Linked DNA regions of Mus musculus: region 1 is linked to region 2. Evidence: chromatin loops called from intact Hi-C (ENCODE). Cell type or tissue: gastrocnemius. All regions are shown on one strand. Links, peaks and the distances in the headings refer to the core of each region. The heading gives the core; the rest is flanking DNA. Region 1 overlaps Nars2 (asparaginyl-tRNA synthetase 2 (mitochondrial)(putative)). Region 2 overlaps Gab2 (growth factor receptor bound protein 2-associated protein 2).

What was found. Hi-C counts contacts between places; a loop is a spot of excess contacts. Peaks named below come from ENCODE experiments on the same cell type or tissue, not always from the same donor. Only the 100,000 strongest peaks of a DNase experiment are listed, where the experiment ranks them.
Region 1: it touches region 2 in a loop (13-fold over the local background); 36 of 42 quality-filtered maps call a loop at or near these places.

What each region holds. Positions count from the first base shown.
Region 1 is chr7:96,966,489-96,974,488 of GRCm38, forward strand. It overlaps Nars2 (asparaginyl-tRNA synthetase 2 (mitochondrial)(putative)), which reads left to right. Exons shown (of 14, transcript NM_153591.4): 5 at 6,994-7,074. Among named protein-coding and RNA genes, the nearest start is that of Nars2, 19 kb to the left of the region's middle. In gastrocnemius, for the core only: a CTCF peak has its summit at 4,107 (motif pointing right); a DNase peak (open chromatin) is centred at 947; H3K4me3 peaks cover 951 bases; H3K27ac peaks cover 1,204 bases.
Region 2 is chr7:97,292,772-97,302,963 of GRCm38, forward strand. It overlaps Gab2 (growth factor receptor bound protein 2-associated protein 2), which reads left to right. Exons shown (of 10, transcript NM_010248.2): 4 at 6,057-6,631; 5 at 7,528-7,598; 6 at 8,600-8,864; 7 at 9,598-9,688. Among named protein-coding and RNA genes, the nearest start is that of Usp35, 34 kb to the right of the region's middle. In gastrocnemius, for the core only: a CTCF peak has its summit at 4,920 (motif pointing left); a DNase peak (open chromatin) is centred at 4,912.

The DNA.
Region 1 (8,000 bases), core at 1-8,000, 330 kb before region 2:
TGTCCCATAAGTTTTGGTATGATGTGTCTTCATTTTCACTAAATTCTAAAAAGTCTTTAATTTCTTTCTTTATTTCTTCCCTGACCAAGTTATCATTGAGCAGAGAGTTGTTCAGCTTCCATGTATATGAGGACTTTCTGTTGTTTTTGTTGTTATTGAAGACCAGCCTTAGTTCTTGATGGTCTTATAGAATGCTTGAGATTATTTCAATCTTCTTGTATCTGTTGAAGCTTGTTTTGTGACCAATTATATGGTCAGTTTTGGAGAAGGTACCATGAAGTGCTGAGAAGAAGGTATATTCTTTTGATTTAGGGTGAAATGTTATGTAGATATTGTTATGTTCTGTAGATATTGTTATTCCCAGCTCGTGGGATTCCCAGAAGAACTCTAAGAACTGCTGACCTGATGTAGTGAAACAAAAGAGCCTTTTTATTCCAGTCAGACTCGGATTGCAAACCTTCCTACTGCCCAGGATAGGAGTGCAACCCTATGTCTAGGGCCTTGCTGATTTTATACAGGCATAAACAGGGATTCTTAGTCTTCGGGATGAAGGGGCTATGGGGGAGGTGACAAGGGAAGTTATCCTTCAAACATGATTGTTCAGGCAGGGGGGCAGGATCCTGCAACTGGGAAGGGGTACTCTTCTGACCTGGGAAGAGTCTTTAAGGTCCTATCAGGGAAGTAACTTTATGGTCCTATCAGGAACTAGTATGGTTTTGTTTTGTTTTGTTTTTGTTTTTTTACAAACTGGCCACAGCTGTCTGGAAACGCTTAATTGCCCTCCTCTCATGGCCCAAATGTGAGGCACTTATTATCTCTTCAAGAATGCTTAGTCTTCAATTCTCCCAAGGACAGGCACCACCTGCACTGGGAAGTGCTAGCCCCTGCAACACTGGGCTGAGGGATGTTTATTCTTAAGCAGGCATCTGTCACTCCCAGGGGGGTTGTGTGTGGGGGTGTTCGTTAGGGAGTGCTACCATGAAAATGGGATAGCAATATTTCCGTGCCAGATTGGGCCCTCTCTGAAAAGCTGGGGAGGGGAGGGGGTGTTCTGTGAGAAAGGCTTCCTGCACCCCTTCAGCTATATCTGTTAAATCCATTTGGTTTATAACTTCGGTTAGTTTCACTGTGTCTCTGTTTAGTTTCTGTTTCCATGACTTGTCCATTGATGAGAGTGTTGCATGAGGTTCAATGTGTGCTTTGAGCTTTAGTAACATTTCTTTTTCAAATGTGGGTATTCTTGCATTTGTGGCATAGATATTCAGAATTGAGAGTTCATTTTGGTAGATTTTTCTTTTGATAAGTTGAAGTGTCCTTACTCATCTTTTTTGAAAACTTTTGGTTGAAAGTCGATTTTATCAATATTACAATGGCTACTCCAGCTTATTTCTTGGGACCATTTGCTTGGAAAATTTTTTCCAGCCCTTTACTTTGAGATAGTGTCTGTCTTTGTCACTGAAGTGTCCTGTATGCAACAAAATGCTGAGTTCTGTTTATGTATCCAGTCTGTTATTCTGTGTCTTTTTATTGGGGAATTGAGTCCATTGATATTATGAGATATTAAGGACCAGTGATTGTTGCTTCTTTGTTAGAGGTAGAATCATGTTTGTGTGGCTCTCTTCTTTTGGGTTTGTTGTGAGAAGATTAATTTCTTGCTTTTCCTTAGGTGTAGTTTCCCTCCTTTTGTTGGAATTTTCCTTCTATTTTGTAGGGCTGGGTAAGATACTATTTAAATTTTGTCACGGAATAGCTATGGTTTCTCCATCTATGGTAACTGAAATTTTTGCTGGGTATAGTAGTCTGGGCTAGCATTTGTGTTCTCTTAGGGTCTGTATAACATCTGTCCAGGCTCTTCTGGCTTTCATAGTCTCTGGTGAGAAGTCTGGTGTAATTCTGATGGGTCTGCCTTTATATGTTACTTGGCCTTTTTCCCTCACAGCTTTTAATACTTTCTCTTTGTTCGTGCATTTGGTGTTTTGATTATTATGTGATGAGAGGAATTTATTTTCTGGTCAGATCTATTTCTTGTATGTTCGTGGGCATCTCTTTCTTTAGGTTAGGGACGTTTTCTTCTATAATTATGTTGTAGATGTTTGCTTGCCCTTTGAGTTGGGGATCTTCACTCTCTTATACCTATTGTTCTTATTGTTTGGTCTTTTCATTGTGTCTTGGATCTCCTGATGTTTTTCATTAGAAGCTTTTTGCATTTTGTATTTTCTTTGACTGTTGTGTCAATGTTTTCCATGGTATCTTCTGCACCTGAGATTCTCTCTTCTATCTCTTGTATTCTGTTGGTGATGCTTGAATCTATGACTCCTGAAAATTTCTAGGTTTTCCATCTCCAGGGTTGTCTCCCTTTGTGATTTCTTTATTGTTTCTATTTCCATCTTTAGATCCTAGATTGTTTTGTTCAATTCCTTCACCTGTTTGGTTGTATTTTCCTGTATTTCTTTAAGGGATTTCTGTGTTTCCTCTTTAAGGGCTTCTAGCTGTTTACCTGCATTCTCCTGTATTTCTTTAAGGGTTTATGTCCTTCTTAAAGTCCTCTGTCATCATCATGAGATGGGATTTTTAGATTAGAATCTTGCTTTTCTGGTGTGTTGGGATATCTAGGGCTTGCTGTGGTGGGAGAACTGGCTTCTGATACTAAGTAGCATTGGTTTCTGTTGCTTGTGTTCTTGAGCTTGTCTCTCACCATCTGTTTATCTCTGATGTTAACTGGCTTTGCTGGCTCTGGCTGGAGCCTGTCCTGCCTGTGAGCCTGTAAGCCTGGGTGTGTCAGAGCTTCTGGGGGTCACGCTGTCTTGGGTGTGTTTGGGGTGTGGAGGGCTGTAGCACAGGGTCCACTCCTGGGCACAGATATAAATCTGTGCAGATGCAAATCAGAAGCTTCAAATACAGAACACAGGTTTAGTTTTAAAATTATGAACTTATATATGTTTAATGCCTCACCTATAAGTTAGTTTTGATTAATCTGTTGCATTTTTCCTCTTTGTATCCTTTTGATTTTCAGTTGCTACCAGATGATGTGGATTTTACCTTGTGAGTACAGGGTATTTATAAAGGTTCTCAGTTTGTGTTCTGGTATATCATTAAGTTACTTGAAAACTATTCAGTACTTTTGGTCTATCATGTCTAAAAGAGGGCTCAGTGTACTACTGATTATTTGTTATGGTCTAGGCCTCAACCTTCCTAAGGCTGTGACCCTATAATACAGTTCTGCATGTTGTGGTGACCCCCCCAATCATAAAATTATTTTTGTTTCTACTTCATAACTGTAATTTTGCTACTGTTGTGAATCATAATGCAAATATCTGTGTTTTTTGTGAAAGGGTCATTTGACTCCCAAAGTGGTTGCCCCACACTGATAGAGGCAAGCCTTCCTGATTATTCTATCTGGCTGTGTGAGCATCCAGCCAACAAGCAAATACTGGTCCCTGTCTCTGCCAATCTCTGTGGACTATTCTGTTCACAACTTTGCATAGTTTCTTCTGTCTTGTGCTAATCAGTTCTGTACCTGACACACCTGGGCAGCACTCTAGCCATCTGGTTCCCACATGTCTGAGATTCTGCCCTTTGAACTGCAGCCATTTTGTTTCTGCAGACTCTTGACAGTTCCTTGACAGTGTTCAGAGAAGAGGGTGGATCCAGTCTCCCACTTTGGTCATATTTGTGGGAGGACAGTGGTGAGCCAGTAGATAAAGCCTGTGCTATTTTCCTGTGTCAGTCTCGTTCTGCCTCACCAGGACACTTCTTGCTTCTTGGAAAGGTCCACTAGAGCTCATTTCTGGAAGACTACCAAAGAGCATCATAGCTTTAAGGCAAATAGTTTTGATTAAACAGAGGAAAGTAAATTATAAGTATGCAATTTTATCCCATTATACTTTAAAAGGGCCTATTTACATGTCATCTCCTAAATTTATTTATTCACCTTTTATATGACTTTTAATAGTACTTGACCCAGACAAATATAAAATCTCTCTAGAGCTAAAGAGAAAGGGTGGCGGCAGTGGTGGTGTGTGTGTGTGTGTGTGTCCCACACTTTAAATAACTGAGAAGAGACCTGCTTTAGAACAGTTTTATATAGTTTTGGCCACTAGATGGTGCTATTGACAAGCCATCAATCCACTGACAAGTAAACTTTACCTACTTTTGTATATTTCTTTATTATTTTGAGCTTTCATAAAATCTGAAAATAATTTAAAATATAGAGCAGACTATAAAAATCTGACATAAGAAAAACAATTAAATGGTTGGAAGTAATTTTAGCATTGTTAATAGTTATAAAGTCAAGACACTTAAATGCTGTAAATTTACCTTTTAGTTTTTAAAAAATATATATTTGATGTGTATGTGTGTTTTGCTTGTATGTATGTGTGTGCAGCGCATGCATTCTAAGGCCTCGAATGCCAGGATGTGGCTTGAGGCCCCCAGGAACCAGAGTGAAGAAAGGGATGTTGGTGAGCACCATGTAGGTGTAGTGACTCGAACCCAGGTCCTCTGGAAGAACAAGCATGCTCTTAGCACTGGCCAAACCATCTCCCCAGCTTCTCACTTTAAAGTTTTTAATTATATTAAAAACATATAATCCTAATGTTTCATTTTGTGGTGTCTGCTTGTGTACATGACACTTTGAAATGTATATTTTCAAGAAGTCACTAGAGCCAGAGTGTGTTGGTTCATGGCTGTAATCTCAAGTACTAAGGACACTGAGGCAGGCTTGCCAGAAGTTGTGGTTAGTAATTATCACTTCAACCAGGGCTGCATAGTAAGATTATGTCTCAGAAACCCACAAAAAGGGCCATTGTTGTACTTATTAATAATGGTTGCATATTACCTAGTATTTGATATTGTTTCTTTGATTTATTACTGTAAGCTTATAAAAGATGTTAAAATTTCATAAATTCCAGACCTATCAAATTTGTTAATATAGTAAAAACTGGGGATTTGAATCTTATTCTAAGCTAGGATTCTGTAACCATCTAAGTCATTCTTTGGTTTGAATATCAAAAATGATTTTGTGCAGACTGGGGCTGCGGTCCGGCTGCCCCTGTCCTGGGAAGGCCTCAGTCACTGGCTCAGTCAAGGCGGACACTGCGCATCCACCTCCCCTTGCGCTCACTCTTCGTCGGATCTGCCTTTCTCGCCCACTGTCTTCCTCAGACTTCGCTTGTGCTGCTTGTACTGCCCTAACTTTGGGTTTGCCCTGTTATAGCGTTGGTAATGGATTTGGTGAGCTTTGCTGGCAGCATTAAAACTTGCAAACTGATGGCCTCCTGGAGCAGCTTGACGCCCGTGTTCTGTCAGCTCCGTGTTGTTTACCTCGCATCTGCTGCTGCTTCACACGGCAGCTCCCCAGCGCTGGAGCTGGCAACTGTAGTCGGCCGGCCGTTACGTTTCTTCTCCCACCCTCGTTTCCTTTGGATTTTTCACTTCCTTTCTTTGTTTACTGTGCTCATGCTCAGAGTTGCCTGCACTCACATGGAATAAATGATTCATGTCCATAATTCTTGGTTCATAAGAAATACAGTTTTTATGCAATAATCGTATTGATTGTGTTTCATTGATCCTTTCTAGTGTGCTGTGTGCGGCACCTTTAAGCACGCTGCTTTTAGGTTAAGTGCATATTTGAATAATTTCTGGAAGCCGTAATTTATATCTTGAATGTTTAACCAGTCCATATCTATGTAAGTTGTTGGTTAAATAATTTCTTTTGTGGTCAGAACTCTTGAATTCAGAGAGGGTCATACTTGGAAGGTCTTCCTCTGATTATGCCTAAAGATGTTTTTACGTTCTACTCAAGATAGGCAGAACCTGGCAAGGATGCAGATGCATGAATTTATTGTATTGATTTCAAGGCTGAAGTTCTGCATTAAGTAGATAGCATTCTGCCTGTATACTGTAAAGTTTCTTTTGGCTGTCTGCACTTCCATCCTGCCACATCCATTCTGAATGTAACCTTTTGCCTGCATGCATAGTCAGAATGAGAGAAGCATAACCTTGAAGGTGATGGGTTATTTCAATCCTGCTAGCAACAGCGTTTGTGGTTCACTAATGGAAATAGTCGCAGACTTTTGATCGGAAGGACTGCAGTTGGGCGCCTCTGTGATGGATGGGCTTGCTCCCCTCACAATGTTCTATAGGCAGGGGAAGTACGATCACTGCCTGTGTCATGTGCAGTATGCACTGTACCATCGATTCAGTGACAGAGACTTGTTAGACCTTCCTCCCTCTTCCTCTTTAGTCCCTTTTTATCAGCCGTTATCTTCTCCTTCTTGATGGCTCCTTACTGCTGAGGCTTCATTTCAAGATAACTTCATATTGTTCATTGGCATTCTGTTAGCAGTGTGGGCAATGCCATTCCACAATAGCCTTGGATGAAAGATTATCCTCATTATGTCAGGACTGAGCAGGAGAAATAGCATTAGAGAGAGACAGACAGACAGACAGGCACAGAGACAGACACAAAGAGGGAGGGAGGGAGGGAGGGAGGGAGGGAGGGAGAGAGAGAGAGAGAGATCATCGCTAAAGAGCCTGTGCTCTACCCCTGGCCTAGCTACTGACTAGTTGCCTAACTTGGAAATTCAGGAGATCTCTCTAGAATAGGGATTGCTTATTTTTGAAATTAAGTAGTTAGACAAGGTACATCTAAGTCTGTTATATATTTGAAGTTTTTGTATGCTTCTAAGTATAATTAAGCATTCAACTCTCCAAGTATGATAATGAATGCATATAAACCCAGCACAAGAGGCTGAGAGACAGGAGGATCAAGAATTCAAGGCCAGCCTGTCGCATTCCATAGCAAACCCCTCTCAAACACCCATAAACAAAAAAAACCCCACTTGCCTGATCTTTGAACCGTGTTGTATTTGGAGAGTTGTGGAGAGCTGCATGACAGCAGGATGTTGGTGCCATTTTAATAGTAAAACACAGCATTGGGTCTTGGGGTTCTTTCACATACAGATGTACTGAAGAGTTCTCCTTCTCTTCCAGGACAATGGCTTTGTGCACATTCATACCCCAGTACTCACATCCAACGACTGTGAGGGGGCCGGAGAGCTTTTTCAAGTGGAGGTAAGCTGTATTCCCCTCTTACCGCTGCTTAATATTTTTCTTTAAGGATTTACTTTAAATTTAATAATGGTTATGTGGACTGAAGATCATGGCTAGCACCTGAAGCTTTCAGTAGTAATCCTTGAACAACATTCACACAGCTCCCGTCTCCTGTTATTCCACTGGAGCTAGAAGGGGTGAATTTTTAACTTAGCATTCTGTTTGCTTTTTCATGGAGTATATATGTCAATGAAATCAGAAAGGGAGGAGTATTTAGAGTCAGGAAGGGAACCAGGGAGGCAGGACAGGAGAATGACAGGAAGAAGGGTTGTAAATAAGAACAAAACATTATAATATATGCATATCTATAAAATGTCACAATGAAGCCCATTTCTTTGTATGCCAATCAAAAAAATGAAAAAGTAGAGTAAAAATCAAAGTAGATTAGAAAAATAAAAAAGAGTACAAAAGTATGCATATAAAGAAAGATTTTTCCAAAATTGTAAAAGAATACATTTTTTTCATAAGATTCACCTCCTAAAATAGGTTTTTTCTCTGTTCAACTTTATTTTAGTTTTGAGCATATTTTTCCAACATGTCTCCCACCCTCTTCTCTGTACCCTGGTTTCTCCCCTTTGTCCCCTATACAGTTTTGCTTCTGCTTTCAGGTCATATATACATACGTGTTTTATGTACTAATATAAAATCTAGAAATCAGTAATGAGATAAAATGTGATATTTGTCTAAGGTAGACTTAATGTCGTAGCCCTGCCTGCATCCATTTTTCTGCAGATAGCATCTTTGTTCTTTATGACTGAAAAAAAAAATTCCATTGTGTAGGCAGGGAAATTAGCTCCTTTGATAGAATACTTACCAAAGCCTTGGGTTCAAATCCTACTATCTCATGAACTAGATGTGGCAATGAATATTTGTAATTCCAGCACTGG
Region 2 (10,192 bases), core at 1,269-9,268:
TCCAAGATGTCCCCACAACCCCACACATCTCACACCCTGCCAGGCCTCCCCATTCCGAGGCCTCAAGTCTCTCAAGAGTTAGGTGTGTCTTCTCTCATTGAGGCCAGACCAGGCAGTCCTCTATTGTATATGTGTTGGGGGCCTCATATCAGCTGGTGTATGCTGCCTGGTTGGTGGACAAGTGTCTGAGAGACCTCAGGGATCCAGGTTTGTTGAGACTGCTGGTCTTCCTATGGAGTTGCCTGCCTCCTCAACTTCTTCCAGCCTTTCCCTAATTCAACCACGGGAGTCCCCCAGCTTCAGACCATTGGTTGGGTGTGTCCAATTCAGCTACTTGTTGGGCCTCTCGGAGGACAGCCATGCTAGGCTTCTGTCTGTAGATACATCATAGCATCAGTAATAGTGTCAGGTCTTAGAGCCTCCCCTTGAAAAGGGTCTCAAAGATGGACCGGTCACTGGGCCTCCTTTCCCCCAGTCTCTTCTCCATTTTTGTCCCTGCAGTTCTTTTAAACAGGAACAATTATGGGTCAGAGTTTTTGACTGTGGAATGGCAACCCCATCCCTCCACTTGATGCCCTGTCTTTCTACTGAGGTGGATTCTACAAGTTTCCTCTCCACACTGTTGGGCATTTCTTATAAGGTTCCTTCTTTTGAGTCCTGAGATTCTCTCACCTCCCAGGTCTCTGGTACATTCTAGAGGGTCCCCCCACCTCTCAAGGTTGTATATTTCCATTCATTCTGCTGGACCTCAGGGCTTCACTTCTGGTCCCCCCCTCAAATACCTGCTTATGTTTCCCTTTTCCCCTGCATCTCCCTCTCCCCTCTCCCACCCAGTTTCTTCCCTCTCTATGCTCTATGCTTTCTTCTCCCTCCCAAGTAGGATTGAAGAAGCATCGTCACTTGGGCCTTTCAGCTTGTTAACCTTCTTGAATTCTTGAATTCTTGTTAACCTTCTTGAATTCTTGAATTGTATCCTGGGTATTCTGTACTTTTTGGCTAACATCCACTTATCAGTGAGTACATACCATGCATGTTCCTTTGGGTCTGTGTCAGGATGATATTTTCTAGATCCATCCATTTGCCTGCAAAACTCATGATGTCCTTGTTCTTAATAGCTGAGTAGTAGCTTATTATGTAAATGAACCACATTTTCTGTATCCATTCTTCTACTATGGGACATCTGGGTTGTTTCTAGCTTCTGGCTATCACAAATAAGGCTGCTGTGAACATAGTGGAGCATATGCCCTTTGAGGCATGGTGAGGCATCTTTTGGGTATATGCCCAGGAGTGGTATAGCTAGGTTTTCAAGTAGATCTATTTCCAGTTTTCTGAGGAACCTCCAGATTGATTTCCAGAGTACCAGTTTTCAATCCCACCAGCAATAGAGGACTATTCCTCTTTCTCCTCATTCTTGCCAAAATGTACTGTCATCTGAGGTTTTGGTCTTAGCCATTCTGATTGGTGTAAGCTGGAATCTCAGGGTCATTTTGATTTGTATTTCCCTGACCACTAAGGACTTTGAACTTTTATTTAAGTGCTTCTTGGTCATTCGAGATTTCTCTGTTGTAAATTCTCTGTTTACTTCTATGCTCCATTTTTTTTATTGGGTTGTTTGGGTTTTTTGGAATTTAGCTTCTTGAGTTCTTTATATATTTTGGATACTAGCCAAAAGGTAATGTGGGGTTAGTGAAGATTTTTTTTCAATCTGTAGGTTGCCTATTTGTCTTATCGACTATGTCCTTTGCCTTACAGAAGCTTTTAAGTTTCATGAGGTCCCAGCTATCAATTCTTGATCTTAAAGCCTGAGCCATTGGAGTTCTATTTAGGAAATCCCCCATCCCTACTTCGTGCCCATGAGTTCAAGGCTCTTTCCCACTTTCTCTTCTATTAGATTCAGTGTATCTGGTTTTATGCTAGCCAGAGCAATAAGACAACAAAAGAAGATCAAGGAGATACAAACTGGCACAGAAAAAGTCAAGGTATCACTATTTGTAGATGATATGATAGTGTATATAAGTGACCCCAAAAATTCTACCAGAGAACTTCTCCAGCTGATAAACAACTTCAGCAAAGTGGCCAGGTATAAAATTAACTCAAATAAATCAGTAGCCTTCCTTTATACAAATGATAAACAGGCTGAGAAAGAAAATAGGAAAAACACCCTTCATAATAGTCACAAATAATATAAAGTATCTTGGGGTAACTCTAACCAAACAAGTGAAAGAGCTGTATGACAAGAACTTCAAGTCTCTCAAGAAAGAAATCAAAGACCTCAGAAAATGGTAAGATTAACAGTAAAATGATCATCATATCAAAAGCAATGATCATCCTATCAATGCAATCCCTATCAAAATTCCAACACAATTCTTCAAAGACATGGAAAGAGAAATTCTCAATTTCATATGGAAAAACTTTTGGAGGAATCACCATCCCTGACCTCAAGCTGTACTACAGAGCAATAGTGATTAGTGATAAAAAAGAAAAACAAAAACTGCATGGTATTGGCAAAAAGACAGACAGATCGATCAGTGGAATAGAGTTGGAGACCTAGAAATAAAACCACACACTTATGGACACTTGATCTTTGGCAAAGAAGCCAAAAATGTACAATGGAAAAAAGAAAGCATCTTTAATAAATGGTGCTGGTCTAACTGGCAGTCGGTATGTAGAAAAATGAAAATAGATCCATATTTGTCAGTTTGCACAAAGCTCAAGTCCAAGGAGATCAAAGACTTCAACATAAAACAAGATACACTGGGTCATCTCATGTTTTAACGTCTGTGACACATACTCATAGAACGGGCTCATCTGGGATTGGGATTGGAAGATGGTCCAAGTGACTTAAGATTGCTAGTGACAGATGGTCATTAAAATGCTAAGTGGTAGTTAATCTTTTTACAAATATTTACACATTATTTTCCCTTAAATGAGAAATATACTTAAGCCAGGAGTGGTGGCACATGCCTTTTATCCCAGCACTTGGGAGGCAGAGAATTCATGGCCAGCCTAGTCTACAAAGCAAGTTCCAGGACAGCTAGGACTACACAGAGAAACCCTATCTTAAACACACACACACAGGGTGGGGAGAAATATTCATTAAAAATCAAAGTGGACTTTCCATCATTAATATACCTACAGTCTAGTAGAGTAGAACAAAAGCAAAATCACAGTACAGTGTGAGTCATGACTATATGAAAATGTATAAAAGAGGAAATAAAAATTATGCAGCTAAAAAATAACAAACTTCTTTTTTTTAAAAAAAAGATGTATTTATTTATTATATGTAAGTACACTATAGCTGTCTTCAGACACTCCAGAAGAGGGCATCAGATTTCATTACGGATGGTTGTGAGCCACCATGTGATTGCTGGGATTTGAACTCGGGACCTTCGGAAGAGCAGTCGGTGCTCTTAACCCCTGAGCCATCTCGCCAGCCCAATAACAAACTTCTTTAAAGTCTGAGAAAGTAAGTGTCAGGTCAGTCATTAGCACTCTGATCCAGAAGAAAAATCAGAAGGAAATAAGTTGGAGTAGATTGGGTAAGACCTGAACATGTGAAAAATCATTATGGGTAATCATCATCATTTCTGGTTTCCCAAGACCAGAGTCAAGGCAGAAATGAATTGAAGAAGGAAGGTGTCTTCCTTAGGGTTTTACTGCTGTGAACAGACACCATGACCAAGGCAAGTCTTATAAAAAGCAACATTTACTTGGGACTGGCTTACAGGTTCAGAGGTTCAGTCCATTATCATCAAGGTGGGAACATGGCAGTATCCAGGCAGGCATGGAACAGGCAGAGCTGAGAATTCTACATCTTCATCCAAAGGCTGCTAGTAGAAGACTGACTTCCAGGCAACTAGGGTGAGGGTCTTAAGCCCACACCCACAGTGACAGACCTACTCCAACCAGGTCACACCTATTCCAACAAGGCCACACCTCCAAATGGTGCCACTCCCTGGTCCAAGAATTTACAAACCATCACAGAAGGTGACTGGTGCATTCTGGAAAATGTTCATTTTTACTGCAGAACAACACACCTAGGAGGTTCTGCCACTGCTGGGGCGTCTTCCTGAACTGCAATCTTTATATAGCTAAATCCCACTAACCCCACTTTTTAAATTAACAGATACTATTGTATGATTTTATTACAATACTAGCTTCTGGTAGCCTCATTATGCTCTGTTCCTATGAGATTGGTAATTTGGATTCTATGTGCATGAGATGCAGTATCTGTGTTTCTGTCTGCCTTGCCTTCCAGCATGCTTCCTCCAGCCTGAGCAGCATGGAGAGCCTTAAAGTTGCCAAGTTGTTTTAAACATCTTTGGCCCCAAACTGAAATGCCTTTATTTTGTTTTGCTGTTCTTTTTTCTCGACTCACTCAGATGTGATGTCTGTGAAAAGGCCTTTCTAACATGACCCCACCAGGAAAGGTTAATATGTGGCCACTGACAGACTCATACTTGACTGTGGTAATTTGCAGGGATGGCATCTCCTGTGATTTCTAAGCACACAACACCTCTGTATCCATTGTGTCTAGCCTAGATGGGGAGGAAGACATCAACAAGTATTTGTCGAATGAAAAAATCAGATTAAGACATCTAATGAGAATTGGAAATTCAAAAACAATAATAAGATAAAACATACCAAGGACAAATATGAACACTCTGTACCTGCCATTGATTCTCCTGCCTCAGCTGTGATGTTTATCTATCCTGGGCCTTAGCTCTTGGCTTGGTTATGTGAATGGAAGTGACTGGAAAGGGAGAACAAACACAAAAACCTAGGTAGAGGGGCTGGTAAATTTGGGGGGACTGAATATTAGGACCACCAGTGGCCCATGTTAAGGGGAACCTGGCCAGCATACTTGGTTCCATTCATCTGTTTAAACTTCTAGGCACTGTTCTCTACTACCACCTGGTGGCCACATCTATAAATAGCAAGTTCCTCGCGAGGGAGCTAAGGGAAAGCAGATGATGATCCACCAGTGGTTCTCAGTTCAAACATCACCCAGGAGAACACAGAGGTGTGAGTGTGAACCTGCACCTTATTCTGGTAAAGTCTCCAAGAGCTTACTAGGTTTCTGAAGATACCTCTGGTCTACAAAAGACAGAACTACTGCTGAGGGTTGATTCCCTTGTCTCCCGCTCAGATGAAATCCTCCGAAGGATCATCAGAGACAGAAAGCAGGCCTGGTTCCCTGCTACTCATCCTCCAGCTTAACACAGTACTTATGCAGAACCCAGTTTAACAACCACTCTTGTGAAATGGAAGGCTTACAGAGCCTCTGACCCAGGTTGTAACTAAGACTAGGTCTCGTACCTAGGAGAACATCATGCTGATGTTCACAGGTAGCAATGCTAGGACTAAGTATAAACTTCCCTTCACTGTTACTGTCGTTAAAGGTGGCCTTGCTTCCCAGTACCATCATTTAAAATGAATAAAAGCAATACCATTTTCTACCCTACTAGAGTTCTCAAATGGAAGTCATTTTACCAACAGTTTTAGATTTCTGGAGAGAACCAGATTCTTCTCAACAAACCATGATTCCTGGTAGAAGATAAAGCCTATAGCTTAAATTTAAATTGGTTCTTTAAAATACAAGCACCAGTGCCCACGAGCGGACTTTAAAGAGAAAAAACTAAAACTCAGATTTTCTGTTTTCTCCCACAACTTGCCATATGTGTGCTCTTTGGTCATTCAGAGAGTGAGCAGGTTATCAGTATGACTGTTTATTTGCATCTCTGGGGCCCAGGAATGACCATATTCTCTGCTAGGAACAGCCACAGAGAAGTCCAGGGGCTCAAAAAGGTTAACATTGCTGGAGCATACACCTGCTAAATACACTAGAGTTGACTTCCTAAAGAATCTTCAGATGATTTGAATTACTATTTTGGAGATGCCTAAAGTAAAAGTCCTAAGATTACACAGTTAATATGTGGTAGGGACTAGGAAGAACTGGGGTCTGCCTGACTCCTCAGTATTCCCACAACAACGAGCTGCGTGCATTGAACATCCTCTGTCCTCTTCTCACTGTCCCCTTCTTGTCTCTCCTTTAGGAGTGCCAGCTTCTCTCAGGGCACCCGGCAGAAGAGTGATACAGCTGTGCAAAAACTTGCCCAGAGCAATGGACACTGTATCAACGGCGTCGGAGGTCAAGTCCATGGCTTCTATAGCCTTCCCAAGCCAAGCCGACACAATACAGAATTCAAAGACAGTACTTATGATCTCCCACGGAGCCTGGCTTCCCATGGCCACACCAAGAGCAGCCTCACAGGGTCTGAGACTGATAACGAGGATGTGTACACCTTCAAGATGCCCAGCAACACCCTGTGTCGGGAACTTGGAGACCTCCTTGTGGACAATATGGATGTCCCAACCACTCCTCTCTCAGCCTACCAGATCCCTAGAACTTTCACACTGGACAAGAACCACAATGCCATGACAGTGGCCACTCCTGGAGATTCAGCCATAGCTCCCCCACCCCGGCCACCCAAGCCAAGTCAGGCAGAAACACCTCAATGGGGCAGCATTCAGCAAAGACCTCCAATCAGCGAAAATAGCAGATCTGTAGCTGCTACTATCCCCAGGCGCAATACCCTCCCTGCAATGGACAACAGCCGACTCCATCGAGGTCAGTGTAATCTGGAGCTGAGACCAGAGGGCCAGGGAGGTGGGCCAGGCATTCTCAGTATATTGCTAGCCCATGGTCACCCCTAAGCCAAGGTAAACTTAAGGACTAATTAGTTCAGTGATAGCAGTTGATGCATCTTCTGTGCAATTTCCTTAGCAGTTGATCCTCCGCCTAGCTGTCAATATGACACCCACCATGGCAGAGGTATAGCAGACTCCACCTTGGAGATGTTGATATTTTGGGTTTGGAGGCTCAAATCATATTATTTTGTTTATTTAAAACTAAAACCAAAAATGTAAAAAAAATTAGAAGAAAAACAAAGTTAAAGAAAATAATACAAAATGGGATCTTCATGGTATTTTCATGTCATAGAATTTCTAGTTGAATTCTGAACCTGGACTTGAAGCCGCTAAGTTCTGTCCTCACTTATCACAGATAAATTCCAACTCTGCATACCTCCTCTGTTCAGTAAGCTGTCTTTAGAGGTTGCAGATCTTTCTCATCCCCCTACTGTGACAGCAGCAAAGACGAGCCTTGGGTCTATGGGGCCAAGCATCCAGTTTAGAACTCTGCCGGCAGTCAGGCGATCTGAGCAGTTGCCTGTGCTTTGGAACTGTATAACACATACACAACACACCCCTGCCCTTCAAAGCTTTTTCAAAGCTGGAAAAAGAAAACCAACATATGTAATTAGTGTAAATGCCATTACCAAAGTATTCCCAGAGGTGAGAATGGGCTGATTGGGAGATATTAGAAGAACCCAGGGCTAAAGTCAGGATGTCCTCTGCAGACACCCACACTGGAACAGACATGAATATTAGAATTGCCACACTGGACAGTGACAGGAGAGTCATGGGCTCAGCATGAGTATAAACTCTCTTCTTCCTTCATCACAGCTTCTTCCTGTGAGACCTACGAGTACCCGGCACGAGGCAGTGGGGAAAGTGCCAGCTGGTCTGCTGAACCTGTGAGTGAGAATGTTAATTCTTTCCTGGGGGGTGGGGTGTGATTGGGGCCTCTTGGGTCAGTCAGGGTAGGAAAGAAGCTATGCCACATATAACTAAAAGTGTACCACCCGAAGAATGATGGCATTTCCCTCAGGAACTGCCTACCTGTCCCAGTCCAAAGTCCTAGGGAGGTGTTTTGAGGAAGTAAAAATGGCACCTTCATCTGGTCCTGTGGCAAACTAGAATACAATGCAGCAGACACACTCCAAAGTAGAGGGTACTTTAAGGCAACAGCCCTGCTCTCTAGGTGTCATGTGGAGTAGGAACATAGCAGAAGTGGTGACAGATGACAGCTTACATGGGGCTCTCAGGCTGTCTCTGGAATGGGTTGACCACAGTTGTCCAAGTTCAAAACAAGTTGATCAGGATTTAGGTTCAAGCCCACTGGAAAGACAAGTGAAGAAGCCCTGTGGGTAGATGTGCTCTGCTAGGCAATAAGATGGTGAGAGTTGGGAAATGGCTATAGTTAGAACAGCTACACTACTATACAAGTCTGTGACAGTTCTACCTACAACTTGCTACTATGTGACTCAGGTACCTGGAATGAGCCCAGGCTCACTGAATGCTGCACAGGAAAGTGTAGCTAGTAAACCTCCCCTTCCAGAGTCCTGGTCAGGGTCTAGATTGACTCATCAGTGGTCAATCCTGAGCTATTCCTAGCCTGGACTGCCTTCTACCTTAGCCAGGCAGCGGGAGCCCAAATACCTCTAGCCACAAGCCATGGATTTGAGTAACCACAAAGTTTTGTACTTCCGTTTTATCACAAAGATAAGGCTCCCAAGAGATGGTGAAACAAGTAACTGCAGAGCTCATTTCTCCTTGGTTCCCACTACACATCTTTATTTGATCTTCCCAAGGTCTCCCTTTAAAAAGTAGCTAACCAACTGAGACAGCTTGTACACAGTCTCACCTTACTTCTTTTCACTAGTTACAGGTAGATCTTTTACCTTTTTTTTTTTAGCCAGGAAAGACTGCCGTAGGTCGATCAAATAGTGCCAGCTCTGATGACAACTACGTGCCCATGAACCCAGGTTCTTCTACCCTGCTGGCTATGGAACGACCAGGGGACAACTCCCAGAGTGTCTACATCCCCATGAGCCCAGGACCCCATCACTTTGACCCACTTGGCTACCCGTCCACAGCCCTTCCTATTCACAGAGGCCCCAGCCGAGGAAGTGAAATCCAGCCACCCCCGGTCAACCGAAACCTCAAGCCTGACAGAAAAGGTAAGCCCACTTTTTGCCCCATCTCATCTCTGGATAGCATTTGCTTAGAGATTGGGTAGATACTGGGCTTAGAAGTATGTAACTGTGCAGATAATGTAAATTCACACTTCGGATTTGTTTATAGGGAAAGTGTCCGGAATGCTTCACATAGTCCACTGCAGGTGTGCAGTAGTAGGGCCATCGTCTGTGTGGAGATCAGGAAAACATGCTAGAGTCCAAACTGGACTTCTGCTGGGATTGAAAAGGAGAATTGGGGAAGTTAGACAGAGATGGAAGCCATGGGTGTGACTCTGACTATGTGACCTTGAGCCTTACAGGGTCCTGTGCCCCTTTGCTTTCCTTCACTGTTATTTGTATAACACTGTCCAAAATCAACAGCAGTAGTCACAATGACCATCTCTATTGTGAATACAATCTGTTCTCATGAGAAGTCATAAAACCTAGGGAGAATCTTTATTGTCAGACCCATAAGTCCCATTTTGGATTCTGGAAGTCTTGATTACTATAGATACAGTGGGAAGGACACATACTTTAGAATGTGACGACAAAGACATAGACTTAAGTATCTAGAGTTTGATATCTGTGGGAGTCCTGAAACCAAGCCATCTGTATGTCCTTACTGAGCCTCAGATGCCCTGTATAAAGCTGACAGCGTTTGTACAGTGCTGGCGTGTTACATATAGTCTGTGTGTGTAGTGTAGTCACTGATCCCTGAACTCTGTTCCTGCTTTAGCAAAGCCAACACCCCTTGACCTGAGAAACAACACTGTCATCGATGAGCTGCCCTTCAAGTCACCTGTCACCAAGTCTTGGTCCAGGATCAAGTGAGTGACTGCAAAACCAAAAGTTTGGGGTCAGAATTGGGTGGCATGATAGCTGGCCTAGCAGTCAGGACACCAGGACATTGATGATAATGCTATCAGGAGCTTTGTTCGGTTTCTGGTCTTTGCTACAAAATATATGGTATAAACACTTCAAGACAAGGATAGATGTGTTTTGGTTCATGATTCAGTCTGTGGTCACTTGGCTCACTTGAGGCCTGTGGCAAGGCAAAAACAGGATGGAGAGAGCATGACAGCCAGAAAACAAAATGTATGCCTGTCCTGGCTGTCCCATTCAGCCCCTGTCTACTTGGCTGGTACTATACACATTGAGGGTGGATCTTCCCACATCTGTTGCTGTGCCACATGCCAATTATCGTCCACGTTTTGTTAATCTGTCTCTTGATCTCTTGGGAATTGTTTTCCTCTTCTGTGAAGGGGAAATGATTAAAATGTCCCTATATTAAATCTATCTGATAATGGAAGTGTGAAACTCAGGTGAGAGGC